Regions from separate parts of the Homo sapiens genome. Here regions 2, 3 and 4 are each linked to region 1. A link is a contact called in ENCODE Hi-C or POLR2A ChIA-PET data. All regions are on one chromosome and are shown on one strand. Each heading gives the region's core, a stretch centred on a gene start or an enhancer-like site at or near the end of the contact. The rest is flanking DNA. Distances are from core to core; before and after follow the strand shown. Region 1 holds the start of RAB3D (RAB3D, member RAS oncogene family). Region 2 holds the start of SPC24 (SPC24 component of NDC80 kinetochore complex). Region 3 holds the start of ACP5 (acid phosphatase 5, tartrate resistant). Region 4 overlaps KANK2 (KN motif and ankyrin repeat domains 2).

The links. A loop is a pair of places that touch in the nucleus more often than their neighbours do. ChIA-PET counts read pairs that join two places held with the same protein, here RNA polymerase II (POLR2A). Pooled maps may share reads with other maps.
Region 2: a loop to region 1 is called in a pooled map, with 6 times the contacts of the local background. The contact joins the promoter of SPC24 here to the promoter of RAB3D in region 1. A Hi-C loop is called at or near these places in 1 of 168 maps with a recorded cell type or tissue (naive thymus-derived CD4-positive, alpha-beta T cell) and 12 of 50 pooled maps. POLR2A ChIA-PET finds 5 or more read pairs at or near these places in 4 of 52 experiments (AG04449, RWPE1, activated CD4-positive, alpha-beta T cell and 1 more).
Region 3: a loop to region 1 is called in a pooled map, with 3 times the contacts of the local background. The contact joins the promoter of ACP5 here to the promoter of RAB3D in region 1. A Hi-C loop is called at or near these places in 1 of 168 maps with a recorded cell type or tissue (CD14-positive monocyte) and 3 of 50 pooled maps. POLR2A ChIA-PET finds 5 or more read pairs at or near these places in 4 of 52 experiments (GM12878, T-cell, activated CD8-positive, alpha-beta memory T cell and 1 more).
Region 4: a loop to region 1 is called in a pooled map, with 2.9 times the contacts of the local background. The contact joins the enhancer-like site here to the promoter of RAB3D in region 1. A Hi-C loop is called at or near these places in 3 of 50 pooled maps. POLR2A ChIA-PET finds 5 or more read pairs at or near these places in 5 of 52 experiments (AG04449, GM12878, SK-N-SH and 2 more).

What each region holds. Positions count from the first base shown.
Region 1 is chr19:11,338,092-11,341,892 of GRCh38, forward strand. It overlaps RAB3D (RAB3D, member RAS oncogene family), which reads right to left and starts at 1,566. Exons shown (of 5, transcript NM_004283.4): 1 at 1,378-1,566. RefSeq lists a silencer at 1,349-1,608.
Region 2 is chr19:11,154,323-11,158,219 of GRCh38, forward strand. SPC24 (SPC24 component of NDC80 kinetochore complex) reads right to left here and starts at 1,460. Exons shown (of 5, transcript NM_182513.4): 1 at 1,295-1,460. The coding sequence starts at 1,454. RefSeq lists a silencer at 1,417-1,576.
Region 3 is chr19:11,574,922-11,578,907 of GRCh38, forward strand. It overlaps ACP5 (acid phosphatase 5, tartrate resistant), which reads right to left and starts at 2,724. Exons shown (of 5, transcript NM_001611.5): 1 at 2,672-2,724; 2 at 2,136-2,396; 3 at 1,795-1,922; 4 at 1,322-1,667; 5 at 1-331. The coding sequence starts at 2,396. The coding sequence ends at 89. It overlaps LOC124904638 (a long non-coding RNA gene), which reads left to right and starts at 328. Exons shown (of 2, transcript XR_007067140.1): 1 at 328-432. RefSeq lists enhancers at 2,210-2,822, 2,823-3,434, 2,904-3,043.
Region 4 is chr19:11,179,251-11,182,832 of GRCh38, forward strand. The region is part of intron 4 of KANK2 (KN motif and ankyrin repeat domains 2); the gene reads right to left. Among named protein-coding and RNA genes, the nearest start is that of KANK2, 17 kb to the right of the region's middle. Within about 2 kb of position 1,300, at least 5 of the 41 ENCODE cell types and tissues checked have a DNase peak (open chromatin) inside an H3K27ac peak, as active enhancers do; they include GM12878, where a contact is called at or near this core.

The sequences.
Region 1 (3,801 bases), core at 316-2,815:
CCAGTGGGAAGGTATTAACACACGTAACGGTCATTAGACAGTGCCTGGTATAGAGCTGGGGCACAAAAAATGTGACTGCTGTTTAATCTTCACACCCTGTGGCGTAACTGAGTCTGTATTGGGGTGGAGGGTGGGGAGACCTTTCCTATCTGGAAACCCAGAGGCCTAGCAAAGGGTTCAAGTGCAAGGCCGAGGGTAAGGGGCTCTGGCCCCTGCAGAACTAGATTCTGGAGAAGGCACAGGTGTGGACTTCGCCCCAGCGTGTGCAGCCGGTGTGGCCCAGGTGTAAGCTGGGGTGGGGTGGGGGGAGGACCTGCCAGCTGGATAAGCTGGATAGAGCCCCTGATTAAGGCTTGGGTGTTGACTTTGGCAGGTGTCAGCCACTGGGGCGCCTGCCGCCCACCAACTCATGCCAAATACAACCCCTTCTCTGAGTTCCAAGGGGAAGGGGTTTTCTATGTACAGGGCCCAGGTTTAGAGTCCAGTTCTACCCCCTAAATGGGTACTGCTATTTTCTATTTGTCAAAGGGGCCAGGCCTGTCTCCTTCTGCCCAAGGCTGACTCACTCCAGCCCCAGTCCACGGAGGCAGGAGTGAGAGTCCTTATACCCAAGGAAACGATCCCAGCCACTTAATTAACACAACCCCACCACCACGACCACTGCCGCCCACCCTTGGTCTTTCCAGGCAATCTGTCCCACGGCTAGGCTCCTTGAATCTGCCCACACTCCAACATGCTGCTTCATCCGAGTCCAAGGTGCTCCCTCAACCCTCATAACCTCTCCCAGGCCTCAGTTTCCCCAGCTGTCTATGGCCGCTGCGGGAACCGCACGGAGAGGCTGCAGAAGGCCTGGATGCAGGCGGGGCAGAGGCAGAGACAGCCCTGGCACAGCTATTTCTCAACTGCCTTTGGGGCTTTTTTCCATTTTAAACCAGGACCCAACCGGCCCCACCCCGTGTTCCAGGAGAACGAGTTTAAGGAGGGGAAGAGAAGAGGCAGGAAACCTTTCCCCACGCAGGGCAGGGCCGCAAGGCTGGGGCCCCCACCTCCCCCAGCCTTAGCTCACCTGTGTCAGTCGGTCCCGCCTCTTTCTAACCATCTGCCGACCCTCCCTCAAGCCTGGCCCCGGAGGGCTCGCCTCTGTTCCCCTTCACTAGATTTGGGGCGCCCCAGCCAATGCAGGTGGACTCAGGAGTTTCCCCCATCACCATATGGTCCCAACGCCTGTCCCCAGCTGGGCTCTCTGCCCCGCCCGCGCCCCATCAGCGCTTCCCAAGTGCCCAGCTGGGTGGGGGCGAGGGCAGAGGCGTTCCCCGCAGCCCCGCCTTTGTTCCCCAGACCCCCTACCTTCCTCCCAAACCCCCGTACCCCACAGACCTGCTCGGATGCGGAGGGGCCGGGTGGGCTGCGCTCCTTCCCAGGGGTGACCTCGCGTAGGGGGCGCCGCCTGCAGGGGTTCCGCCTGTGAACTCGCTGCGGCTTGGCCCTGGCCGCGACCCCGACCCCGCAGCCGCAGAAGCCAGCAGCCTGCAGCCACCCGGATCCCGCGCGGGCTCCGCCCAGAAGGCGGAGGAAGGGCCGTTCCCGGAGCGGGGGATGGGGGAGGACGAAGAGGGGCCGAGTCTTGGGCGGGGCTTTCAGAGAGCGGGTGGGAGGGGCTGGAAGCTGCACCAAGCGTCTAGAGCCCGTCCTAGCCAAGCAACATCTCATTTTCCCAGCTGCTTGTAAAGAGCTTCTACTATACGCACGGCTGTTAAAAGCATAGAGTCTTGGGCCTGGTTCGAGTCCCAGCTCCACCACTTTCTAGTCTTGTGGCTTTGGACGCGTTACTTAACCTCTTTGAGCCTCAGTTTCCCCATCCGTCAAGTAGCTCATAGCGAGAGTACCCAACCTCACAGAGTTGTGGGAGGATTCTGATCTGAGTTAGTGTTTGTCAAGTGCAGTGCCGGCCTTAAAGTAGGCTAGGCCAGGCGCGGTGGCCTGTAATTACAGCAGTTTGGGAGGCCGAGGCAGGAGAATCACTTGAGGCCAGGAGTTTGAGACCAGCTTGGGCATCGTAAGGAGACCTCATCTCTACTAAAAATAACAAAAATTAGCCAGGTGTGGTGGCGTGCGTCTGTAACCCCAGCTACTTGGGAGGCTGAGGCAGGAGGATTGCTGGAGACATCGAGGCTGCAGTGAGCCTTGATTGCACCACAGCACTCCAGCCTGGGCAACAGAGCAAGACCCTGTTTCAAATAAATAAAAATAAACGAGAGCTGGGCGCGGTGGCTTATGCCTGTAATCCCAGTACTTTGGGAGGCCAAGGCAGGCGGATCACTTGAGGTCAGGAATTTAAGACCAGCCTGGCCAACATGGTGAAACCTCATCTCTACTAAAAAAAAAAAAAAAAAAATACAAATATTAGGGGCTGGGCACGGTGGCTCACACCTGTAATCTCAGCACTTTGGGAGGCCGAGGTGGGCAGATCACCTGAGGTCGGGAGTTCGAGACTAGCCTGGCCAACGTGAAGAAACCCTGTCTCTACTAAAAAATACAAAATTAGCCAGGCGTGGTGACGCATGCCTGTAATCCCAGTTACTCTGGAAGCTGAGGCAGGAGAATTGCTTGAACCCGGAAGGCGGAGGTTGCAGTGAGCCGAGATCACGCCACTGCACTCCAGCCTGGGCAAAAAGAGCGAAACTCTGTCTCAAATAAATAAATAAATATACAAAAATTAGCCGAGCATGGTGGTGCACACCTGTAATCCCAACTACTTGGGAGGCTGAGGCAGGAGAATCGCTTGAACCCAGGAGGTGGAGGTTGCAGTGAGCCGAGATCGCGCCACTGCACTCCAGCCTAGACGATGGAGTGAGACTCTGTCTCAAAAAAAAAAAAAAAAAAATTAAAAAATAAATGAGGCTGGGCACAGTGTCTGATGCCTGTAATCCCAGCCCTTTGGGAGGCTGAGGCAGGAGGATTCCTTGAGCTCAGGAGTTCAAGGCCAGCCTAGGCAACATAGAGATCCCAACTCTACAAAAAATTTTTTTGAAAATTAGCTGGCCACAAAAAAAAAAAAAAAAAAAAAAAGAAAAAGAAAAAAAGAAAAAAGAAAAAAAAATTAGCTGACCATGGGGGCACATACATGTAGTCTTAGCTACTCCGGAGGCTGAGGCAGGGGGATTGCTTGAGCCTGGGAGAGAGAGAGGCTTCAGTAGGTTATGACTGTGCCACTGCACTCCAGCCTAGGTGACAGGGCAAGACTTTATCTCTAAATAAAGAAAGTTAAAGTGGGTTGGATCCCTTTGTGAAATACCCAGGTTTTGCTGGTGTTGGAATCCCAGCAATTCCACCTTACTCAATTTGCTGAACTTCTCTGAGCCCCCACTGCCTCGTGGGAACAAAAGTAGCTGCCTCAAGAGCTGCCACGTGGATGAATGAGGATGAAGTGCATTAGTTAGGAAGGGCTGGGTTATGCTTAGTAACAAGCACTCCCAAAGACTTCACGGCCCCAACAGCTAAGGTTTGGTTCCCATGATGGTTGTTTTGTGAAGTGAAAATGCAGCAAATTATGTACTGTTTTGTAATACTTCTCCTTGGAAGGGACACATGCCACCTCTGCTCACATTTCATTGGCCAAAGCAAGTCACATGGCCACCCCCAATGTCAGTAGGGTGGGAAATATGATTGTCCTCTAGGATCAGAACCATCTGGGCCTGGTGGCTGGCGCCCGTAGTCCGAGCTACTTTGGAGGCTGAGGTGGGAGGATTGCTTGAGTCCAGGAGTTGGAGGCTGCAATGAGCTATCATCACGCCACTTCAC
Region 2 (3,897 bases), core at 210-2,709, 180 kb before region 1:
GAGGCTGGGAGTTTAAGACCAGCCTAGCCAACATGGTGAAACCCCATCTCTACTAAAAATACAAACATTAGCTGGGCATGGTGGCGCATAAGTGTGTTCTCAGCTACTTGGGAGGCTGAGGTGGGAGGATCACTTAAGTCTGGGAGGCAGAGGTTGCAGTGAGCCAAGATCACACCACTGCATTCAAGCCAGGGTAATGGAGCGAGGCTCTGTCTCACAGTAAGTACACAAAATGAAAGGAAATTCTGATACAGGCTATGACATGGATGAACCTGGAGGACATTATGCTCCATGAAATAAGCCAGACACAAAAGGGTAGATATTGTATGATTCCACTAGGAAGGGTAGATATTGTACAATTCCTCGTAAGGTTCCTAGAGGAGTCAAATTTGAGACAGAAAGTAGAACCCTGGTGGGTGCCAGGGTCTGAGAAGGGGATGGGGAGTGAGTGTTTCATGGGGACAGAGCTTCAGTTTGGAAAGATGAGAAAGTTCTGGAGATGGATGATGGTGCTGATGGTTGCACAGCAGTGTGAATGTGCTTAAGGCCACTGAACTGTGCAGTTACAGATAGTGAAGATGGGCCGGACACAGTGGCTCACGTCTGCAGTCCCAGTACTTTGGGAGGCTGAGGCAGGCAGATTACCTGAGGTCAGGAGTTTGAGACCAGCCTGGCCAACGTGGTGACCCCCCGTCTCTACCAAAAATACAAAAATTAGCCGAGTGCGGTGGCAAGCGCCTGTAATCCCAGCTACTCAGGAGGCTGAGGCAGGAGAATAGCTTGAACCCGGGAGGTGGAGGTTGCGGTGAGCCCAGGGCCTGGCAGCAGCAGATGCTCCATAAAACATCTGAATGCCTTCAGGAAGAAGGGATGGGCTATTGTCACAACCATTTGACAAGGAAGGAAGCTGAGGCACAGAGAATTTAAGAAACTCACCTCAAGTCTCACAGCGGACATGGGGATGGGTGCTAGGATTCAAACCCGGAGCTTTGACTCCTGAGCCCCAGTTCAAACCCTGAGACCCCCAGCTCCTGCTCACGGAGAGCTCAGAAGGGGCCAACCCCTCCAGACTCCTATATTTACCACTAAACCCCTGGGGGGTGGGGGATGGTTGCTGTCATAAAGCCGATTTCTCAGATGGTGAAACTAAGGCTCAGAGGGGGCCGTCCCAGGGGGCATAGGGCAGGAGATGGGAGAGTCCAGGAGAGAAGGGGTTTTGAGGTGGGCCTGGTCGCCCCCTCCCAGCACCCGGGCCCCTTCCCCCGTGGGCCCGCGACCACGCTCCGACCCTCACCTCGCAGCTGCTTCTCGGCACCGTCTTGCGTTTCCAGCAGCCGCTCCACCACCTGCTCGTGGCGCCCCAGCAGCCGTCGCTGCTGCGCCTCCGCGCGGTTGGCGCCCAGCAGGCTGAGCAGCCCCTGGCTCACCTCCTCTATGTCGCGGAAGGCGGCCATGACTACGCCAGGCTCCAACCCGCGCAAATTTGACTGTCCGCGGGGCCCGCCCTCTTCCAGAAGAGGTTGCTTTCCATTGGATTTTTTGATACGTCAGTCATAAGCAATGGCCAATAGGCATGGGGAACAGGATCTTAGACTGGGCTAAGCCGCCTTTGGTCTGGCCTGGTGCGCCTGCGACCACTCCTCCGTCAGTCATCGGTGATGACCAATCGGCGCAGGAAGGGGGAGGCTCCGTTATCCTTCCCGATGCGCCTGCGCGGGAGAGAAAGCGGCTGTTTATTTCTCCATAGGTCGAGCGCTTGCTCTGTGCAGGGTGGGGTTCTAACGGCAAAGCAGCGAGCAGCTTCTCCTGGAACTTACATCCTACAGTGTGTGCGTGGGATACACAATAAGCATAGAGAATAAGTAGATTCTATGAGAGGCTGCATAGCAAAATGGCGTCTGCAGCCAGATTTACTGGGTTCGAATCCCAGCGTTGCCACTTACTAGCTGTGTTACCCTGGACAGACTTCACCTCTCTGTGCGGTACTTTCCTCCTTAGTAAAATGAGGGTCATACTAGTGCCTGTGTCAGCGTTGGCGTGAGAATTCTTCTTATTACTTTTTTTTTAGAGACAAGGTATTGCTCTGTCACCCAGGCTGAAGTGCAGTGCCACAATCATAGCTCATTGCAACTTCGACCTCCTGGCCTCCAGCAATCCTCCTGCCTCCGCCTCCCAAAGTGCTGGGATTACAGGCGTGAGCCACCGAGCCCAGCCTGGCGTGATAGTGTCTCCTATTCAGTAGGTGCTATATAGTTGTTTAATGAAACATACATAGAATCCTAGCATGTAGCTGGGTGCAGTGGCTCACGCCTGTAAGTCTGAGCTCTTTGGAAGGCTAAGACAGGAGGATCGCTTGAGCCCTGGAGTTTGAGACTAGCCTGTCTCAAAACAAAACAAAACAAAGAAAAGATCAGTGCTGACTCTAAGGTGCTGGTTCCATGCTAGACACTGGTATTTCTGCAAGAAACAAGATGTTAAGATGGCATCTTTTTTTCTTTCTCTCTCTTTTTTTTTAAGACAGAGTCTCACTCTGTTGCCCAGGCTGGAGTGCAAGGCATTCCAGCCTGCTTCCTGGGTTCAAGGCATTCTCCTGCATCAGCCTCCCGAGTAGCTGGGATTACAGGTGCCCGCCACCGCACCCAGCTGATTTTTTGTATTTTTAGTAGAAACGGGGTTTCATTATGTTGGCCAGGTTGGTCTTGAACTCCTGACCTCGTGATCTGCCTGCCTCAGGCTCCCAAAGTGCTGGGATTATAGGCGTGAGCCACCGCGCCTGGCGTGGCAACATTTTTATGTGTGCTACCACCTAAAGAACATCTCATTGCTTTCCTATGATTTTTTTTTCTTTTCTTTTCTTTTCTTTTTTTTTTTTCTTGAGACAGAGTTTCGCTGTTGTTGCCCAGGCTGGAGTGCAATGGCGCGATCTCAGCTCACTGCAACCACCACCTCCCAGGTTCAAGTGATTCTCCTGCCTCAGCCTCCCGAGTAGCTGGGATTACAGGCATGCGTCACCATGCCCAGCTAATTTTGTATTTTTAGTAGAGACGGGGTTTCTCCATGTTGGTCAGGCTGGTCTTGAACTCCCGACCTCAGGTGATCCACCTGCCTCGGCCTCCCAAAGTGCTGGGATTACAGGCGTAAGCCACTGTGCCCGGCCTTCTTTTCTTCCTTCTTTTTTTTTTTTTTTTTTGAGATGGGGTCTTGTTCTGTCCCCCAGGCTGAAGTGCAGTGGCTCAGGTGATCCTTTCATTTCAACCTTCCAAGTAGCCGGGACTACAGGTGTGTGTCACCCTTTGGTGCCTGAGAGCATGGCTTCTTGAACCAGCTGTGTAATGTTGGCATAGACCTCACTTCTTTGTGCCTAAAGGCAGTGAATAACAATTAGGCAGAGTGAAATCAAGAGGGGAAAAGACTTCAGGTTCACTTTCTGATGCTGCAGCTTACCTGTGACCTTGGCAGGTTCCTAACCTTTCTAAGCCATAGTGGCTAAAGATAGCCCTTTCTTATTAGCTGCCAGGAGGTGTCCCAGAGATAAGCCAGGCAAGATTGTGCAACTCGAGCCTGATAGATCTAAAGGCTCCTGTGGAAAAATGCCACCCGCCCACCTCCCTTCCAAAAAAGCAAAGCGAGAACCGCTTCCCAGCCATTAGGATGGCTACTGTCCAAAACCAACCAACCAGCCAAGCAACCTGGAAAATAACAAGTGTTGACCAAGATGTAGAGAAATTGGAATGCTGTGTACCCTTGCTGAGAATGTAAAATGGTGCAGCTGCTGCGGGAAACAGTATGGCAGTTCCTCAAAAAATTAAAAATAGTATTACCATATCAGCAATTCCACTTCTGGGTATAGCCCCAAAAGAATTGAAAGCAGGTTGTTGGGCCGGGCGCAGTGGCTCA
Region 3 (3,986 bases), core at 1,474-3,973, 240 kb after region 1:
GGAAAAGCCTGCCTGTGAGCAGGGTCCCGGCAGGGCCCACCCACCCAACAGTGGAGATCGGGCCTCAGAGCTGGGCAGTCATGGGAGTTCAGGGCCTGGCTCGCCTCGGCAGCCTGGTCTTAAAGAGGGACTTGCCCGAGGCCTCGATGTAAGTGACAGTCATCTCTTTGGAGCTGATCTCCACATAGGCAAAGCCACCCAGTGAGTCTTCAGTCCCATAGTGGAAGCGCAGATAGCCGTTGGGGACCTTGCGCTGGTGCCGCTTTGAGGGGTCCATGAAATTCCCAGCCCCACTCAGCACGTAGCCCACGCCATTCTCATCTTGCAGGTACTGAGGATGGAGGACAAGGGGTCAGTGGAGACCCAGCTTTGAGCAGAGCCCTGCCTAAGGTCCAGGGCTCGATCTGGCCCTAACCACAGAGTCACCTTGAGGTATGTAACCCCTCCTGGCTTCAATTTCCTGACTTTTAGGAGTGTATTAATCCTATTTCATAGGTAGAGCACTTAGTAAGAAATTGGTGGCCAGGTGTGGTGGCTCATGCCTGTAATCCCAGCACTTTGGGAGGCTGAGGGGGTGGATTGCTTGAGCCCAGGAATTTGAGACCAGCCTGGGCAACATAGTGAGACCTTGCCTCTACAAAAAAAATGCGCAAGGGCCAGGTGCAGTGGCTCATGCCTATAATCCCAGCACTTTGGGAGGCCGAGGCGGGCAGATCACTTGAGGTCAGAAGTTCGAGATCAGCCTGGCCAACATGGTGAAACCCCGTCTCTACTAAAATATAAAAATTAGCAAGGTTTGGTGGCCCATGCTTGTAATCCCAGCTACTTGGGAGGCTGAGACAGGAGAATTGCTTGAACCCAGGAGGCGGAGGTTGCAGTGAGTTGAGATCGTGCCACTGCACTCCCTCTCAAAAAAAAAAAAAAAAGCAAAAATTAGCTGCATGTGGTGGCCCATGCCTGTAGTGTCAGCTACTCTGGAGGCTGAAGTGGGAGGTTCACCTGAGCCCGGGAGATTGAAGCTGCAGTAAGCCCCGATTGCACCACTGCACTCCAGCCTGGGTGAAAAACAATGAAACCTTGTCTCCAAAAAAAAAAAAAAAAAAGAGCTTAAAAAAGAAAGAAAGAAAGAAATTGGCAATTCGAAGATATTATTCTGGCTTTGGAGTGTTTTCCTGGTTAGACAGCAAGATTTGAGGGACAGTCTAGACATTCTGAAGGCCACAGGAGACCCTCAAACAGCAGGAGGACCCCAGCCATGTGGACATCAGCTGGGATGGGGACCCCCCTCACCCAGCTCCCACCCCACCCACAGGGCCCTCACCTGCAGATTGTGATCGTGGCCGCACAGGTAGGCAGTGACCCCGTATGTGGCCAGCAGTGGCCGTAGCTGCTTGACCAGGCAGTGGGTAGGCCCGTGCTCGGCTATGGACCACACGGGGTAGTGGCCAGCCACCAGCACGTAGTCCTCCCTGGCCGCCGCCAGCTGTTTCTTGAGCCAGGACAGCTGTGTGCGGGCCAGCTTCACGTCTCGGGGCCTCTCAGGCTGCTGGCTGAGGAAGTCATCTGAGTTGCCACATAGTGTCACTGTGTCCAGCATAAAAATGGCCACAGACACATTGGTCTGTGGGATCTTGAAGTGCAGGCGGTAGAAAGGGCTGGGGAAGTTCCTGTGGAGGGGATAGAGGTCGTGGGTGCACATCTTGGGCGCAGAAGTCCCAGGGTCAGCTCAAGCCACAGGGCCCCTGTGTCCCTGCTATGTGAGGATCTCGGAAGGCAGGGCTGAGGGTGGCTCACCAGCGCTTGGAGATCTTAGAGTATGCAATCTGGGCAGAGACATTGCCAAGGTGGTCATGGTTTCCGGCTAGCACGTACCAGGGCACTTTGCGAAGGGAGCGGTCAGAGAATACGTCCTCAAAGGTCTCCTGTAGCAAACAGATAGGGCAGGCCTCTTCCCTGGGGTCAGTGGCTATGCCGATCCTCCCACCAAGTCAGGATAAGGGAGACACTGAATGCTCCCGGCGCCCAAAGGTGCCCCATCACCTTCCCTCTGCCCTCACCAAAGGAAGGTCACTAGGTAAGGCGGCTTCTCCCCACTGCCCGCCCCCACCTCCTGCCCCACTCTGTTGGGCACAGACCTGGAACCTCTTGTCATTGATGTCTTGCACACCAGTGAAGTAAAAATTGTCCCCTAGAGACAGGATGAAGTCTGCACCCAGGATCTGCACAGTCCGAGCGATCTCCTTGGCATTGGCCATTTCCCGGGCCGTGTGGAATGGGGCATTGGGGACCCCTCCCCAGTCACCCACGGCTACAAAGCGCAGGGCAGGGGTGGCACCATCAGCCAGGGAGGGTAGCAACAAGGCTTGCAGGATGAGCAGCGCCGTCCACATGTCCATCTGGGAGAAGAGAGACAAGCATAGGTGGCCCGGGCTGTGACAAGGGCAGGGAGGCCTTGAGACCCCCGCCTGCCCTGAGATAGAGGGAGACTGCTTGCTGCAGGCTGCCCCTGCGGGAACCCCTTGGTGCCCTAATTCTCAGGACACACAAGCTGCACAAGGCTGCACAAGCTGGCTTAGGGAAGGGGGGCGCGGTCTGTGAGAGGGCGAGCTGTACCAAGATGGCCCTGCAGGCCCATTTCACCCTCCTTCCACCTAGCCTGCCCAGCACTCACCCAGGGGGAGACACAGGCCAGTCACCGGAGGCTCTGAGAGGCTGGTGGGCTCTAGAGTAGAACTGCCGGTCCCTGAGCCTTTATTCCCTGAGGAGGAAGTGGATCATTAGTGAGGATGATGCAGTTTCTCCGAGGGCTGTCCCGGGAGCCCTCCCCTTGGGTCATGTGAGCCCTGGACTTCCCTGGAGCAGGACACGGGATTGGGGTGGGGGTGGGAGGATCTGGGCACACGTGTGCAGCAGCCTCGGCCCACACAGCCTCCGGGTGGACCTGCAGGGGCCTGTTTGTGCTGTAGGCTTGACACGTCCAGGTATCTCTGTGTGTCTGTGTATCTCAGTGTGAGTGTGTGTGTGTGTGCACACTTGAGAGGCTGTGGCTGTGATTACCCAAGACACATCTCCTGCACCTTCTTTCTCTGAGTAAGGGCTTACCTGTGTGTGTCTGGGTGTGTCTTGCTTCCTGCGTGCAGCTGAGCATGCCTACCTGGGCCTCGGCTCTGTACCTGATGGTGTTGCTGCAGACATGTATGCTGAGCCTGCGAGGCCTGTGTGGCTTGTCTGCGATGCACGCCTGTGTTCTCACGTGGCACTGGGTGGGAATCCCTATGGATGGAGTTTTGTGTGTGTCCATGTGTGTGTGCCTGGGTTGCATCTCTAGGATGGGTTGCGTGTCTGGTGTGGGAGCTGTGTTTGACAACATCTGGGTGGGGGACTCCGCGTGTGTCCCCGTCCTCCCCCTGCCCTCTCTCCATCCCACACATAAACACCAACGGGCTTCCCTTTTCCAGGAAGTCCTGCCCACACCCTCCCCTCCCCCCAGACTCCCATTCCTGCAGGAGGAACCAGGCAGGAGGCAGCTAGCTGGTGATAGCGCGCGTGACCACAGACCTCTGACCCTCATAGTCTCAGCAGCTGTCTGCAGGCCCTCCACGGGACCGCAGCCTGGGAGGGCAGGAGGCCCTGCACCTGCGGCCGGTCTGACCTGCTCCTCACCTCCCTGCCTGCCTCCTCCGTGCTGGGCGCCGCCGCGACACGTCCCGCGGACATTCAGGAGTCCCTTCAGTCCCTGCGAGCGCGGACCCGGGAGAGAGCTCTCATTCAACGCTGAGGCCACTGGCTCACAGATCTCCCCGGGTCACCCTGCGAAGTGCTTGGTCCCCCCCATTCCCAGCCCTGCAGCAGCAACAAACGGGAAGGAAGTGGGTGACGAGGACAGGCAGAGACCCCTCCCACGGGGCCGCCCGCATCTCACCTGCCGTCGCGGGGCGGGCGTTGCGGCCGGTGCCCAGCTGCAGATCCGCAGGCGATCGCACTCC
Region 4 (3,582 bases), core at 50-2,549, 160 kb before region 1:
GGTTGCAGTGAGCAGAGATCACGCCAATGCACTCCAGCCTGGGCAACAGAGCAAGACCCTGCCTCTCAAAAAAAAAAAAAAATCAGAGATAAAAACACGTCTTGGTGGCCAGGCACAGTGGCTCATGCCTGTAATCCCAGTACTTTAGGAGGCTGAGGCGGGCAGATCACGAGGTCAGGAGTTCAAGACCAGCCTGGCCAACATGGTGAAACCCCATCTCTACTAAATATACAAAAATTAGCTGGGCGTGGTGGGGGGATGCCTGTAATCCCAGCTACTCAGGAGGCTGAGGCAGGAGAATTGCTTGAACCCGGGAGGCAGAGGTTGCAGTGAGCAGAGATCACACCACTGCACTCCAGCCTGGGTAACAGAGAGAGACTGTCCTGAAAATAAAAAATAAAAAAAAAAAACACATCCTGACTAAAAAAACGAAACGAAACAAAAGAAAACAAAAGACAACAAAAAACACCCACCCAGGTTGGTCTGAGGACAAAGGTGACTTCCTGGATGCTGAGGTCCTGGACTGCCAGCCAACAGCGTGGAATAAAAGTCCAGTTTCCTTTTTGTGTAGCCACCAATGTCTTGGAATCCACTCAGGTCCCCCTGGGCCACATATGGCTGCTTTGTAAGACAGGGTTTCACTCCCTTCACTGAAGCTTGAGTGCAGAGATGCGATCTTGGCTCACTGTAACCTGTGCCTCCCGGATTCAAGTGATTCTCCTGCCTCAGCCCCCTGAGCGGCAGGCAGTAAAGGCGCATGCCACTGTGCCCAGCTAATTTTCTGTAATGTTTGTAGAGATGGGGTTTCACTATATTGCCCAGGCTGGTCTTGAACTCCTGAGCTCAAGTGATCCGCCTTCCAAAGTGCTGGGATTACCTCCGGAGCAGCACCGCCCAGCCCATGCATGGTTTCTGTGTCAGCATTTCCTCGGGGGTTCCCCTTCCTGTCCCCCGGGGCGCCAACTCTGAAGACCAATTAATTTGAATTCCCTTTAATGGCTAAAAAGGTTGTTGGGGTTTTTTTCTTTGTGACAGGGTCTTGTTATATTGTCCAGGCTGCTCTAGAACTCCAGAGCGCAAGGGATCCTCCCACCTCAGCCTCTCGCATAGCTGGGATTATAGGCATGAGCCACTATGCCCAGCCTTAAATTTTTTTTTTTTGCCATATACAGTGACTTCCTGAGGCCCACAGGCAATATTCAACTTTAGTACAGAACGGTGACCAAATGCTGGACATAGGCAAAGAGTAACATAGACAGGGCCGGCTGCATGAGACACTCGGTCATCGGCATGGCCAACAGCATCCCCAGACCAGGGTGTGGCCAGCTCATACCACAGAAAACATAAAAACCATGCCAGAGCCAAGGCTTGAACTCATGAGTGGGGAACTGAGCGAGAGCAAACGCCAGTTGCTATGTCCCTCTATGATTTTTCTTTTTAAACTTGGCAATAAATTCACGTGAAACAAACAAACATACTGCATGGCCAGGAGACAGATTCACAATCTCAATCTCTGCCCAAAATGCAGGGCGCCTAACTTGAAATCCTGGAGAGGCCGGGCGCAGTAGCTCACGCTTGTAATCCCAGCACCTTGGGAGGCTGAGGTGGGTGGGTCACTTGAAGTCAGGAATTAAGAGACCAGCCTGGCCAACATGGCAAAACCCCGTCTCTACTAAAAATATAACAATTAGCCAGGCATGGTGGTAGACATTTGTGATCCCATCTATTTGGGAGGCTGAGGCAGGACAATCGCTTGAACCCGGAAGGCGGAGGTTGCAGTGAGCCGAGATCATGCCACTGCACTCCAGCCTGGGGGATAGAGCGAGACTCTTGTCTCCAAAAAAAAAAAAAAAAAAAAAAAAAAAATTCTGGGAGAGCCAAAAAATGAGGTGGAGCAATATTATGCTAAGTGAAAGAAGCCAGATGCAAAAGGGACAAAAACATTGCATGATTTGATTCACAGGAGTTCCCTAGAGTTGTCAAGATTTATTATTATTATTATTATTATTATTATTTGATACAGTCTTTCTCCATCGTCCAGGCTGGAGGGCAGTGGCGTGATCTCGGCTCACTGCAACCTCTGCCTCCCAGGTTCAAGTGATTCTCCTGCCTCAGCCTCCTGAATAGTTGGGATTACAGGAGCCAACCACCATGCCCGGCTAATTTTTGTATTTTTACTAGAGACAAGGTTTCACCATGTTGGCCAGGGTGATCTTGAACTCCTGACCTCAAGTGATCCATCTGCCTCCGCCTCCGAAAGTGCTGGGGTTACAGGTGGGAACCACTGCGCCCAGCCCTAGAATTATCAGATTTAAACAGACAGAAAATAGAATGGTGGGTGCCAGGGGCTGGGGGAAGGAGAATGGGAAGTGTGTTTAATGGGGACAGTTTCAGTTTGGAAAGATGAGAAAGTTCTAAAGATGGATGATGGTGACAGTTGCGCAACAGTGTGAATGGGCTGGACATAGTGGCTCACACCTATAATCCCAGGACTTTGGGAGGCTGAAGGGGGAGGATCACTTGAGCCCAGGAGTGTGAGACCAGCTTGGGCAACATAGGGAGATCCTATCCCCAACAAATACAAGAAAAAACAAACAAACAAAAAAATGATGCAAATGTACTTAATGCCACTGAATTACATACTCAAACATGGATAAGATGGTTAATTTTTTTTTTTTTTTTTTTGAGACGGAGTCTTGCTTTGTCATCCAGGTTGGAGTGCAGTGATGCGATCTTGGCTCACTGCAACCTCTGCCTCCTGGGTTCAAGCGATTCTCCTGCCTCAGCCTCCTGAGTAGCTGGGATTACAGGTGTGTGCCACCATGCCTGGCTAATTTATATTTTTAGTAGAGATGGGGTTTTGCCATGTTGGCCAGGCTGGTCTTGAACTCCCAATCTCCAGTGATCCACCCGCCTCAGCCTCCCAAAGTGCTGGGATTACAGGCTTAAGCCAACACGCCCGGCCAGATGCCAAATTTTATGTTCTATCTATGTTACCACAATATTGTAAATGGCGAAAAAATTTGAGAGGCTGAGGCAGGAGGATCGCTTGAGGCCAGGAGTTCAAGACCAGCCTGGGCAACATAGCAAGACTCTATCTCTGCAAAAAATTAAAAAGTTAGCCAGGTGTGGTGGAGTGCGCCTATAGTTCTAACTACTTGGGACTATACTTGGCTGAGATGAAAAGATTGCTTGAGCCCGGGAGTTTGAAGTTACATTGAGCTATGACAGCACTGCTGCACTCCAGCCTGGGTGACGGAGTGAGACCCTATCTTTAAAAAAAAAAACAAAAAAACAAAACAAAACAAAAAAGCCAGGCGCGGTGGCTCACGATTGTAACCCCAGGACTTTGGGAGGCCAAGGCAGGCCAATCACAAGGTTAGGAGATCGAGACCATCCTGGCTAACACGGTGAAACCCCATCTCTACTAAAAATATAAAAAATTAGGAAGGCATGGTGGCACGTGCCTGTAGTCCCAGGTACTTGGGAGGCTGAGGCAGGAGAATCGCTTGAACCCAGGAGGCAGAGCTTGCAGTGAGCCGATATTATGCCACTGCACTCCAGCCTGGGTGACAGAGTCAG